Linked DNA regions of Homo sapiens: region 1 is linked to region 2. Evidence: chromatin loops called from intact Hi-C (ENCODE). Cell type or tissue: endothelial cell of umbilical vein. All regions are shown on one strand. Each heading gives the region's core, and the rest is flanking DNA. Links, peaks and the distances in the headings are about the cores only. Region 1 overlaps LINC02360 (long intergenic non-protein coding RNA 2360). Region 2 overlaps LOC107986178 (a long non-coding RNA gene).

What was found. Hi-C counts contacts between places; a loop is a spot of excess contacts. Peaks named below come from ENCODE experiments on the same cell type or tissue, not always from the same donor. Only the 100,000 strongest peaks of a DNase experiment are listed, where the experiment ranks them.
Region 1: it touches region 2 in a loop (6-fold over the local background); 2 of 110 quality-filtered maps call a loop at or near these places.

The regions. Positions count from the first base shown.
Region 1 is chr4:11,741,643-11,747,032 of GRCh38, forward strand. It overlaps LINC02360 (long intergenic non-protein coding RNA 2360), which reads right to left. Exons shown (of 4, transcript NR_146995.1): 2 at 5,344-5,390; 3 at 1,469-1,604. The region is part of intron 2 of LOC107986178 (a long non-coding RNA gene); the gene reads left to right. Among named protein-coding and RNA genes, the nearest start is that of LINC02360, 25 kb to the right of the region's middle. In endothelial cell of umbilical vein, for the core only: no CTCF peak of the experiment used is centred there; DNase peaks (open chromatin) are centred at 1,829 and 2,509; H3K27ac peaks cover 2,483 bases.
Region 2 is chr4:11,688,657-11,694,046 of GRCh38, forward strand. The region is part of intron 2 of LOC107986178 (a long non-coding RNA gene); the gene reads left to right. Among named protein-coding and RNA genes, the nearest start is that of LINC02360, 78 kb to the right of the region's middle. In endothelial cell of umbilical vein, for the core only: no CTCF peak of the experiment used is centred there; a DNase peak (open chromatin) is centred at 2,765; H3K27ac peaks cover 1,098 bases.

The DNA.
Region 1 (5,390 bases), core at 121-5,120, 53 kb after region 2:
GTACATGAGATCTCCACTGTGCTGTGGGCCATCCCTGGTAGCTGATTCTCCTACTGCACCTCCTGCCCACAAGAACATAAAAGCCTCCATTCCTAGGTCGTTTCTGTCCCTAAGACCAGACACATTCCTTGGCTGGTAGGCAAGGTCACAGGCCTTTATATTTTAATGAGGGATTGGAAAGTTAAATCTTGGCCTCTATCAACCTATAATTAGGGACACGCTTTGTCTGTATGTAGGCACAGCCTTCAGGTGCTTTGCCGTCCATGAAACATTATATGTCTACAACATAGCCTTTCAGCTTTTGGACACTGAAACCCCTTTTTTTCTAGGTCTAAGAGCATAGTCTGAGTTCAGATGAAAGAAAGGGGTTCTCAGATTGCTCTTAAGAGTCAGACCTCAGCAACAACCATCTTAAAACTCCAAGCTTCTCAATTTGGGTGGGAATTCCTCCCAGGAATCATTTAGAAATGTGTTGTGAAGTCTGTTTTTTGTTATTCACTTTTAGACCTTACTATAATTTGATGTGGGGAGAAAGAGAAGTGAAACAACTCACAATACACACAACACTTTATGAAGCAAAGACTTGTCTTACCTCATGCACACATCTTCTGAACGCTTACCATCACCTTCCCTGGGGTGAAAGCCCTCACTGCATGGCTGCTGTCACACTCTATGTGGGGGCCCAAAGCCAGGCTAAACAGTCCGTTGGGGAATTTCAGAACCAAACTTTGTTATTGCACTTGGCAAGGAGAAGGGAAAATAGCTTGATCTGGAAATATGTAGACCTGGATTATAGTCTATTGCATTTAAATTTATCTTGAATTGAGGGGACTATCTGAGACTGGGTCAGGCCCCAGGGCTACAGACTTCAGAAGACCACTGGCTCTCTACTGCTTACCTACTCCCATGACTTGGGGGTCAATTTCATCATCATTTGAACTTAATAGCATCTTCATTTATTTTATTTTCAGTGCTATTTCTGTGTGTGTGTTTGTGTGTGTATATTAACACAGTAACCTTTAGATATTATGTAGCTAGAAAGGTTTTATTCAATAAAGTTATTTTACATCCTAGGCTGACATGTACTTTACAACACTAATGGTCATTGTGTTTACAATTGTCACCCATTTTACTGACCATATTATTTGCTCTGAGTAAAAATATATATATATATATAAACATACATATAAACCCTACTGAATAAGTATTATCTTTGATCTTAGAATTTAAGCTTTTTCACAATATCGTTTATGGAATTGTATAGTAACTAGAATTCCTAGCTATAACTTCTAGCACTCTTTTCCCTATAGAAGGAATAAAAAAGTCATAATAAGAATAACTAATGCTTACATAGTGCTTGGTGGTTTATGAACATTTTCAAATCTTACATACCAATGAAGTAGGTATTACCAATGTGCAACTGCAGTTTATAGTGTTTGAATCATTTGAGCAGAGCAATGCAGCTTACACCAATTGGAGTCAGGATGTCACACCAGGTCTTGAGCCTCCCAAACCTGTTCTCATCACTGCATGGCAATTGCTTTCATCAAATGTTATTTTGAAAATCCAGTATCTTCTTCCTACAGTCATTGAGCATCTTTAAACTTGAGGAGGAGAAAACAAAAGTATCATACAATTAGATCAGAAAAATATATTTTTCTTTTTACTGTTTACATGCAAATATTTGTTGGAGGACATCATCCAAAGTGAAAGGAGAAAAATGTTACTTGAAACCACAGTGGTAACAGATACAACATCATTAAAGGGCAGCTGTGGACACATAAATGTGTGGAGTAAGCATTCTCATTTGTTTGATGATTTCCTGAACTGGGGGCGATTTGATCAGCACATTGGAGGAAGGTGGAGGGAGATAACACAATTGCTGTAATGACCTAATTTTCCAATAAAAGGGTTTTCAGAATCCCAAAATAAAACATTGTGGTATATAATGAAAATAAATTGAGCTGCAGTGCTGATGAAAACAATATCATTGGTGACGCTTTTCCATATCCAAGGGAAAACTTGGAGATTTATTGCTTGTATCGGACCTAGTTCATATCACCAAAGTCTGATCTCTTCAATACATTTACCATATGTGTAAGCACTAATCTTTTTTTAAAAAAATAGAACTTCTATGGGTAAAACGTCAATATAAAAACAAAATGAAATAACCGTATGATATGACTCATCACTTTGATAGTTTCTGTTTGTTGGTGTTAGTATTCAAGTGGTTGTCAACAATTTTTGCATACAACAATTATTATACATTTAATCCTGATAAAATTCAGTTAGGCGATTATATATATATAATATATGCACATATTCCTATGCAATTATTATTATTGTCACTTAAGCAAAGATAATAGAGACTGGCAGCAGTTAATTGACTTGCCAAATATAACAAAGCTGGAATTCCACCCTGCTTCTCTGACCCCAAATCCTGAGTTCTTCAAAATTCTTGGTGCTGCCTGTTTTACAGCATATCAAGATTTCACTACAATACAAAGTAACCCAGTCAATGACCTTTCTCCTCAGTTTTCCTGTTCACACTAAATATGCCATAAATATAGAGCCCCTTCCTGCCATATCCTCTAGTAACCTTAGTCATATTTCTTTGAGCCAATGACTTAACTAATTCTGTTTTCAGGGCTTAGCCATGGAATAAGTTTCATCCATGTGTCTGGTTCGTATTTCTGCTATTCATTTTTCCAAAATCACTAAGTGTCATCTTTCGTCCTTTCAAGTTTAGAGAAAAAAAAAAAAAAAAAAAAGCAAGAATTTCACTTAGAGTGTGACCTAGAAGTAAATTATGTTTCTTAATGGGCAATAATCATGAAATAAATCTGATTTTTTAAAACTTAAGGTTTTGAGCCAATAGATCTTAGATTATATGCCTGCAGAGTACAGGAGCAAGTGGGTTGGCCATATAAATGTTTTGCAAATAGAGAGAAAAAGCTAAGTTAACTTTTTAGAATTATGTCAGTCATGAGGTATTTTTCCTTAATTTCTTTCTGATAATGTTAGCTACTCTCATGTGCAAACAGAAAAAAACCTGAATGCACATAGTAAGTAAGCAGACATCAACAACAGCTACAAAAACAAAAGCAGTGACAGTTTGGTTGAAAAGCTGTCTACTAACTACCTTCTCTCTAGTGCCCATCATAATAAGATGACTTTTATACACCATGTGGGCATCAAATCACATTTTCTGATAGTAAATACTTTCTTATTTTACATGATGAAATTAAATACATGATAAAACCATTATATCACAGAATTCTATAAAGACACTCTGAATTCCAGGATTGTTATCACATAAATGGGTTTGTGATCCACTGAACTAGATATTAAATATCTCTTACAGTGGTGGTGGTTTATAAGTTTATAGTATGCAATATGCTTTTTGAAATCAGGACTTTCCTAGAAAATCAGTCAGATATGATCATCCTTGTATGTATAAATTGAGAATGAAAATATAAAGATACCCAGAAGACTTTCATCATGACAAAACTTTATGGGGAGAAAAAAAAGTCTTGAGAAAGTTTATCCTCCTCCTCCTCTTCTCTCTTCTTCCTCGTCTCTCTCTCCCTTTTCTTCTCCCTGTCCCTCTCTCTCTCCTTCTCCTTGTTCTTCTTCTTTGTGTAGGAGTCCGAAGCATTTAGCATCATCACTGGGCATATAGTGGATGTTTACAGAAATGTATATAAACAATCTGCTGTTCAAGGGTGAGTTTTTCAGTCTGTATTCCATTTCAAGCCCTGTGCGATTTGTCACTCTCATCTCAAATAGCTTTTTTTAATGTAGGGTAGTATATGAATGTTGGCTAAACATTAAGTGTAAGTGCACAGAGTTCAAGCACTTTGAGAGATGCATCGTGTACAAGTATGGAAGAGAAAATGATAGAAATCATTAAGCATGATGGCTCTAAGAGTAGCAGACAGAGGATTCAGGCAAGTTGGAAGAGTGGGAGCTACGAGCAGAAAAGCCAGATTAAGGGTATCTTAATACCTAAGGTAAAGTATGATAAGCCACGTGAACAGAATCAGTGGAAGTCAGCTTGAACAAGCAAAAGGAAACTTAAATCAGTTTTAGATGGCAAAAGTAACAAACTTTCTGCCGGATAAAATAAGAGTCAGTCAATGGAAAAGGGTATTTTAGTATAACTTCATAAAGAAGTCTTTACAAAAAAGTTTGTGTTGGGAGGCCAAGGTGGGCGGATCACGAGGTCAGGAGATTGAGACCATTCTAGCTAACACAGTGAAACCCCGTCACTACTAAAAATACAAAAAAATTAGCCGGGCATGGTGGCAGTGGGCGCCTGTAGTCACAGCTACTCAGGAGGCTGAGGCAGGAGAACGGCGTGAACCTGGGAGGCGGAGCTTGCAGTGAGCCGAGATCGCGCCACTGAACTCCAGCCTGGGCGACAGAGCGAGACTCCGTCTCAAAAAAAAAAAAAAAAAATTTGTGGACAGAAGACCTGGGTTTGAGAACACTGAATTTGAGGGGCTTGCGGGATACACAGGTAGATCTATCTAATCAGAAATGACTTTGTGCTAAGTAACTAGCAATGATGGGGCTGTAGGGTCAATCCCTCCACTTGCCTTCTTCTCCCATCTGCTTTTCAAGTTAGGCTTTCTTAGATCAACCACGTTGCTGGAAAGATATATAAATTCTTCCTTTCCAGCCCCAGACTGTGATGTGATCTTCAGCAATTAAACATGTTGTTAAGATCAGCTTAAAAAGAGTGGCTGCTGTCCTGTCCCCAGTTTTTTGGAGGCTATCCTGGTTTAAGAGGGTTGTCCCAGAGTAATTATTTACAGGACCCCTTTTCTCTCAAAAAAAAAAAAAAAAAAAAGTCCTGGATTCATCACCTTTGCCATTATTGTCATCATCATCATCATCATCATCATCATCATCATCTTAGTCATATAGATGATGTTTACTTTGCATGATCTCTAACAGCTTTAAATAACATTTGCTGCATTATCTGTTTCGATCCTCACAACATCTCAGTGGGCAGGTGGGGACGGAAGTTGACCCCATTTTAAAATAAGGACACCGATGTTTCAGTAACTGCACAGTAGCACAACTTTTTGGTAAGGCAGCAGCGTGTGAATTAGTGTGTTTTGAGTAGAAAATTGTGAGCTTTTTTCACTATACATTCATTTATTAATTTGACACTCTCATCGCCTTTTGACTGGATGATCTCATGGGGTAAAAATCCAAAAACTCATGATCAGTGGGAAGTTATAGATGATGCGAGGCAAATTTTAACAGGAACATTTTAAGAGACACACCCTTGGTTCACAAATTCACATTTGCATGCCAGATGTTTCCTTTTACCTGCCAAGCTCTTTTCCTCCTTATCGGCTTGAGGCTGAAGTCAGCAA
Region 2 (5,390 bases), core at 253-5,252:
ACTGAGGGGACGGGTGTGAAAGTATATAAGAGAACACCTTGGATTTTTACTCAATTTTTCCATAAATCTAAAATTTCTCTAAACATTAATGTCTGTTGAAAGCACTACAAACTAATTCACCAAAATAGTCAGGCAACCATACCTTTGTAGTCTGAAGCTGATTATATCTGTATCTAAGAAAACTGCTCCTTGGAGAATTTATACTGTGCATTTTATAACATTGTAAAAGTCACACATATTCAGAAAAGCAAAAAGGAAATAAAAATAAAATTCTCATGGAATACTACCACCCAGATACAAGGAACATTATGTTGGGTGAATGCTTAGAAATTAATATTATGTATTTCTTTGGGCACTATGTATTTCTGACATTTAATTTGATAAGATCTTGCCTTAACAGTGTGTAGGCATCCTGACACCAAAGACTGCATTTTTCATAAAGTTTATTTCACAGCACCATGCATAAAGTATCTGGTAAATACATTTTTCCTAATTGATTAATCCATGGGGTACCTCTTTGCAGACATGCTTCAGCGATAACAGTTCCTCCTGCCTTCAGTCTCATATTTGAGTTTAGGGTCAACTGAGTGAAAAGAAAGTGGTTGGATAAGCAGAGAGCTCCACGATTGTCTCAGAAGTGGGATAATGGAATGGAAAGACCTAATCAAGCAGGTTCTCATTCAAGACTCCCCCTTTTCTGGGCACAGTCCTAAAAAATAATTCCTCTAAGCCTCAGTCTCCTCTTTATAAAACGGGCAATTATTAAAAATGCACCTTCCTGTTCGCAGTAAATCCAGTAATCCTTAATTTTTCATCTCCATACCTTTCTTTAGCTAACATAGGCGATCTAAATCTCTTTGGTAGACTCTTGCAAAAGTAGTTAAATAGTTTTATTTTTACTCTTCATTCCAGTTTAAACTGCTCTTTCTGACCGAATACGCTGCAGAGTTGAAGGCCTGCTATTTATAAACAGCGTGACTCTCCTATTTTCAAAGGGACTCTATTTTTAACTTTCGCAAAATCACCAAGATTTTGTGTCTGTTAAAAGAAAAATCATGCAGCAGAGATTTTTAAAGTAAAGAGTGGGATGCAAAACTATTTCCTAGAGAATAAAAGCACACACTTTTAATTTTTAAAAGTACTTTATAGGAAGCTAGGTAACTAGATTATCTACCAGAATGTTAGATCTGAGAGGGAAACAACAAATTATCTGGTTCACACCTTCTATTTATGGATGTAGAAATTGAGTGCTAGAGAGAAACCTTGTTCAAGGTCGCTCAGCTACCTACTACGAGAACTAGAATTAACACCAAAGGGTCTTAGTCTGTTTCAGCAAAGACAAATAAATAAAATGAACACTGAATGAAGATAACTACTCATGAGATAATGTTATTAATAAGTCATGGTTAAATACACAATTTCACTATCCTCTTTCCTGATACCAGTGAGGGAAGATTTCCTAATACTGGGACCTCTGAATGGGACTTATTTTCCTAAGGGATAGCTTTAAAGTATATATGTAAGTTGGGAAATATTTATGTACAGTTTTTCTCTGAACCTTTCTTTCCATGTGCCAAAGAAGTAATAGTACAGTGTTCCAGCCATATTAGGCATCTCTTTCTTTGTACACTTTCTTTATTCTTCTACGTAAATGCTGGATTCAGATTTATGCTTGTATAGGGGAAGGCATAGGCCAGTCTAGAGTTAACATGGGCACAAGTACACTCTCCCATGATTTCTACTTCTCTGTATTCACCTTTGTTTCCATCACTGCTCTGTGAAATACTTTGGATGGTGAGTTTCAAGTTTAAGCTTAGAGAGAATGAAGCTACCCTGGTCTTAATCCTCAATAAACTCTGTCTCCACACAGTGCATCAGACCTCACTATGATCTCTTGCTTGGGACAAAGATCCAGCTACTGGTAAAGTGTTGTTCTGCCTTTTATTTGCCTTATTATTTAGAGCAATGGTTTGCAGAAAGAAGCAGGTAACAAAGACAGGGTATTAGTGTTCCTAGATTACCTGGACTAACTCCTTCTACCATATTAAATAATCTTAAATAACCTCAAACTTACATTAGATCCAGTTGGGTCTCTTACATGGAGCACCTATAATGAATTCATTAGACACTGTCTGAGCTGTGTTACATGCATTCTTTCTAATCCTCAATAGCGCCGGAGGAAATAAAACTCTGAGATTAAGGAGTAAAATTCTAGACTATTAGGTTGCAAAGTGTTCTTACTTCCCAACACTAATGGATAGAAACAAAGGCTGATACTTAACAAAAGGATAGATTGTATTTAATATTTAATTTACAATTAATTTATTCAAATTCATTTTTAATTCAACCAACACCACCAGCAACCCTAACAGCATTTGTTAAGGATAATATTATCCATTTTACAGTTGTGGAAATTGAGGCATATGAAAATTATATGAGTTGCTCAAAGTCCAACAGTTTCGTTGAGACATAACAGAGGCTGAAGCCCAGGGATGGCAATTTCATAAATAACTCTTCCATAACAGCAGCACTCTAGATTTGGCTTGAGCAATGATTGATGCTCCCTTTGAGAAAGTGCTTTATAAAGACACACACATTTGTGCATGGTGTGCCTGAAGTTCTGGGAATGCACTACAAATAGGGTAATCAGGCAAAGTCACAGAGAGCCAGCTCAGGAAGAACTAGGAAGTTATTAAGATTTCTCTATCCTGGCCATGTCATGGTCGGGAATAAATAGCAGCTTTCAATAGGGATGTCTGAAAAACAAAATCGGAAGGAGGTGTTGTGACTAAGGTCTTATAAATCCCAAGGCTTTCCTGACCAAATGGAAGTTCATGTGCTGGGTAAACAGAAAAAGTCTAGTGACAACCAAAGTATGTGATTGAAAGAACTACCAGCTACAGTCAATAAAGGTGATTTATTTAAAGTCAATTACTTGAAAGTCAGCGGAATCAGTGTTGTTTGTTTTACCTTGAGTACTATGCCCTGTCTTTTCTGCACTGGGAAAAATGAAAAGGACCCAGGTAAAATGTCACTTCTGTGAAAGCTTTGCTCATCCCATAGTTAGTTACTCCGTTACATATCTTGCATATTACTCTGTATTATAAATATAATAATTTACTAATCATTCTCTGCCTGAGTTAGTTTGGTTTCTACCAGGGAAGTAGCCCTACTATAAGTAATATGAAATAGAGGATTGATTTTGGGGGTAAGCCACACATAATTGTGGGAGGTGAATAAGTCTGAGGAAAGTTGTTCCTTCAGCATCTGGCAGTAGACCTAAAGTCATTGAAGGTCAGCAAAGCCATCAGTCGGGGAAAAAATATAAAAGTGAAATTGGGGACGGAAAGGAACAACTGGAATCTGTAAAGAAAAAAAAACCTATGAGGGAAACTGGAACCCACATCTGCACTGCCTCCAACATCAGCAATGCAGTTGGCCATGAAAAGAAGATGATGTCCTTTGCCACAAGGCTAAATGCTAATCTGGTTCAAGACTTAGAGAAGATGAAAGAGGAAATCCAGTAAAAGTGGTGGAGCTACTCCAAGCCCAGCTACTGTCCCATGATAGCAATTAAATCTAAACCTCAGCAATAACATGGAAACATGCAATGTTTTTGTCACCAGAAACCAACATTTGCTGGGTAATAATGGCTCTTTCACTTCCACATTCTACATCATGATTAACTTTCCTTGTGTCAAACCTAACCTGGATTTGTATAAGGAAAGGGATTCTGGAAAGGTACAGCTTAATTAAGTTGACATGGTAAAAAACAAAACAAAACAAAAAACAAAACTATTTTAGACTATAATCTCAAAGAGATGCTGCATGCCTTATTTTTTGTAACATCTAAAAGTGCATAAATTTGTTTCTGAAAGATGGTTGCAACTTGTGAAAGTTTAAAAAAATCAGCCTCCAAATTATGTGACATGCAGTGTCGTCTATGTATCCTCCACTTGAATCTGTGATCAGCTATTTCTTGACCAATAGAATATGGCAGAAGTAACGCTGTGCCCATTTTGGGGGTCAAGGCCTAAGGAAAGGCACTTTTCACTTCCTGCTTCTTGGAATATTTGCTCTTAGAACTCAGCCATGCTGGAAGAAAGCCCAAGCTACATGGTGAGTCCGTGTATAAATGATCCACCTATTAGCTCCAGCTGGAGTCCCAGTGGATCACCTGCTGGACATGAAAGTGCAGAGGCCTTTGCAATGTCTTGTACTTAGCAACTGTCTGGCTAAAATTGAAACATTAACTTCGGGATAATTTGTTATAAAAACATATTTGGAATAGATTACAATACTAAATATGGTATACTACCATATTTTTAAAAATTGACATTGGCTTTGAGATTGAGCAATGGGGAGGAGATAGAAAGACCTTGAGGAGGCTGCTAGTAAAAGCCTAAAATATTTCAAGAGGGCTGTCATAGAGGGCTTAGAGGAAAGTAAGAATGGGATAATGTTTCTGGAAGCTGGAGGAAAGAGGATACTTGTGTGGTGGCAGAAAGTCTACCAACACTGTCACTTGTGTTAATGTCATAATTAGGAAATTCAACTAAAGATCTCAAGGATCTAGTTAAGATTTCCAGCCAGTGTGTTGGTAAAATGCTAAATAAAAAGCGTTTGGGACTTGCTGTATTTTAAATTAAAGCTATTTTCAATTCCCAGTCTCTCCAGACAGCAAATGATTCTAAAATTACACATGGCTTAGGTCAAAGATCAAATACAGGGTAGGATGTTCTGTCACCTGATAATAATTTAAGCAGTGGCTCATGAAAACTTTCGAACACTTAAAAGAGCCTTTGAGGATTTTAAGTTGACAGCTCACAGGTCCTTTCCATTAAACAATAGGGCTTCCGAAAATTCATTTTCTAACAGCAGCTTCACAAGAAACTCAAGGTGGAGAAGAGCTTTCCTAAAAGAGCTTTGTGATTTGGCTAAGTCTAATGGAGTGAACCCACATAAGAGTAAAAAAAAATTCACAAAGATTTTAAAATAAATTTCTGGTGGAAGCACCACCTACTTGGAAAAAAAGAAATAGAGGCTGTATAAAATGAAAACGGTGTTGGGAAGCAGGCTGAGAAGTCTCATTCGTTGCAGAGTCAATTTTCTTATGCAAAATGATGAATGACTTATGGGAAGGAACCATGAACTTTGAGCACAGAGCCAAAGTTTGGGAGAATCACTGTTATGAAGGAGGAAAGGGCCCTACAGAACATGTGTCTGGCTGGATTTCAGAATTGCTATGGACCAGTAACTGTCTGTGCTTTCTGTTTTCTCTCTTTTTCTAAGACAGAGTCAGTAGCAGTTATTCTGTATCTGTTCCACAGTTGGATTTTGAGTGTGGTGTGGAGAAGGGATTGGGGGGAGAGGTCAGATAACTTGTCTCT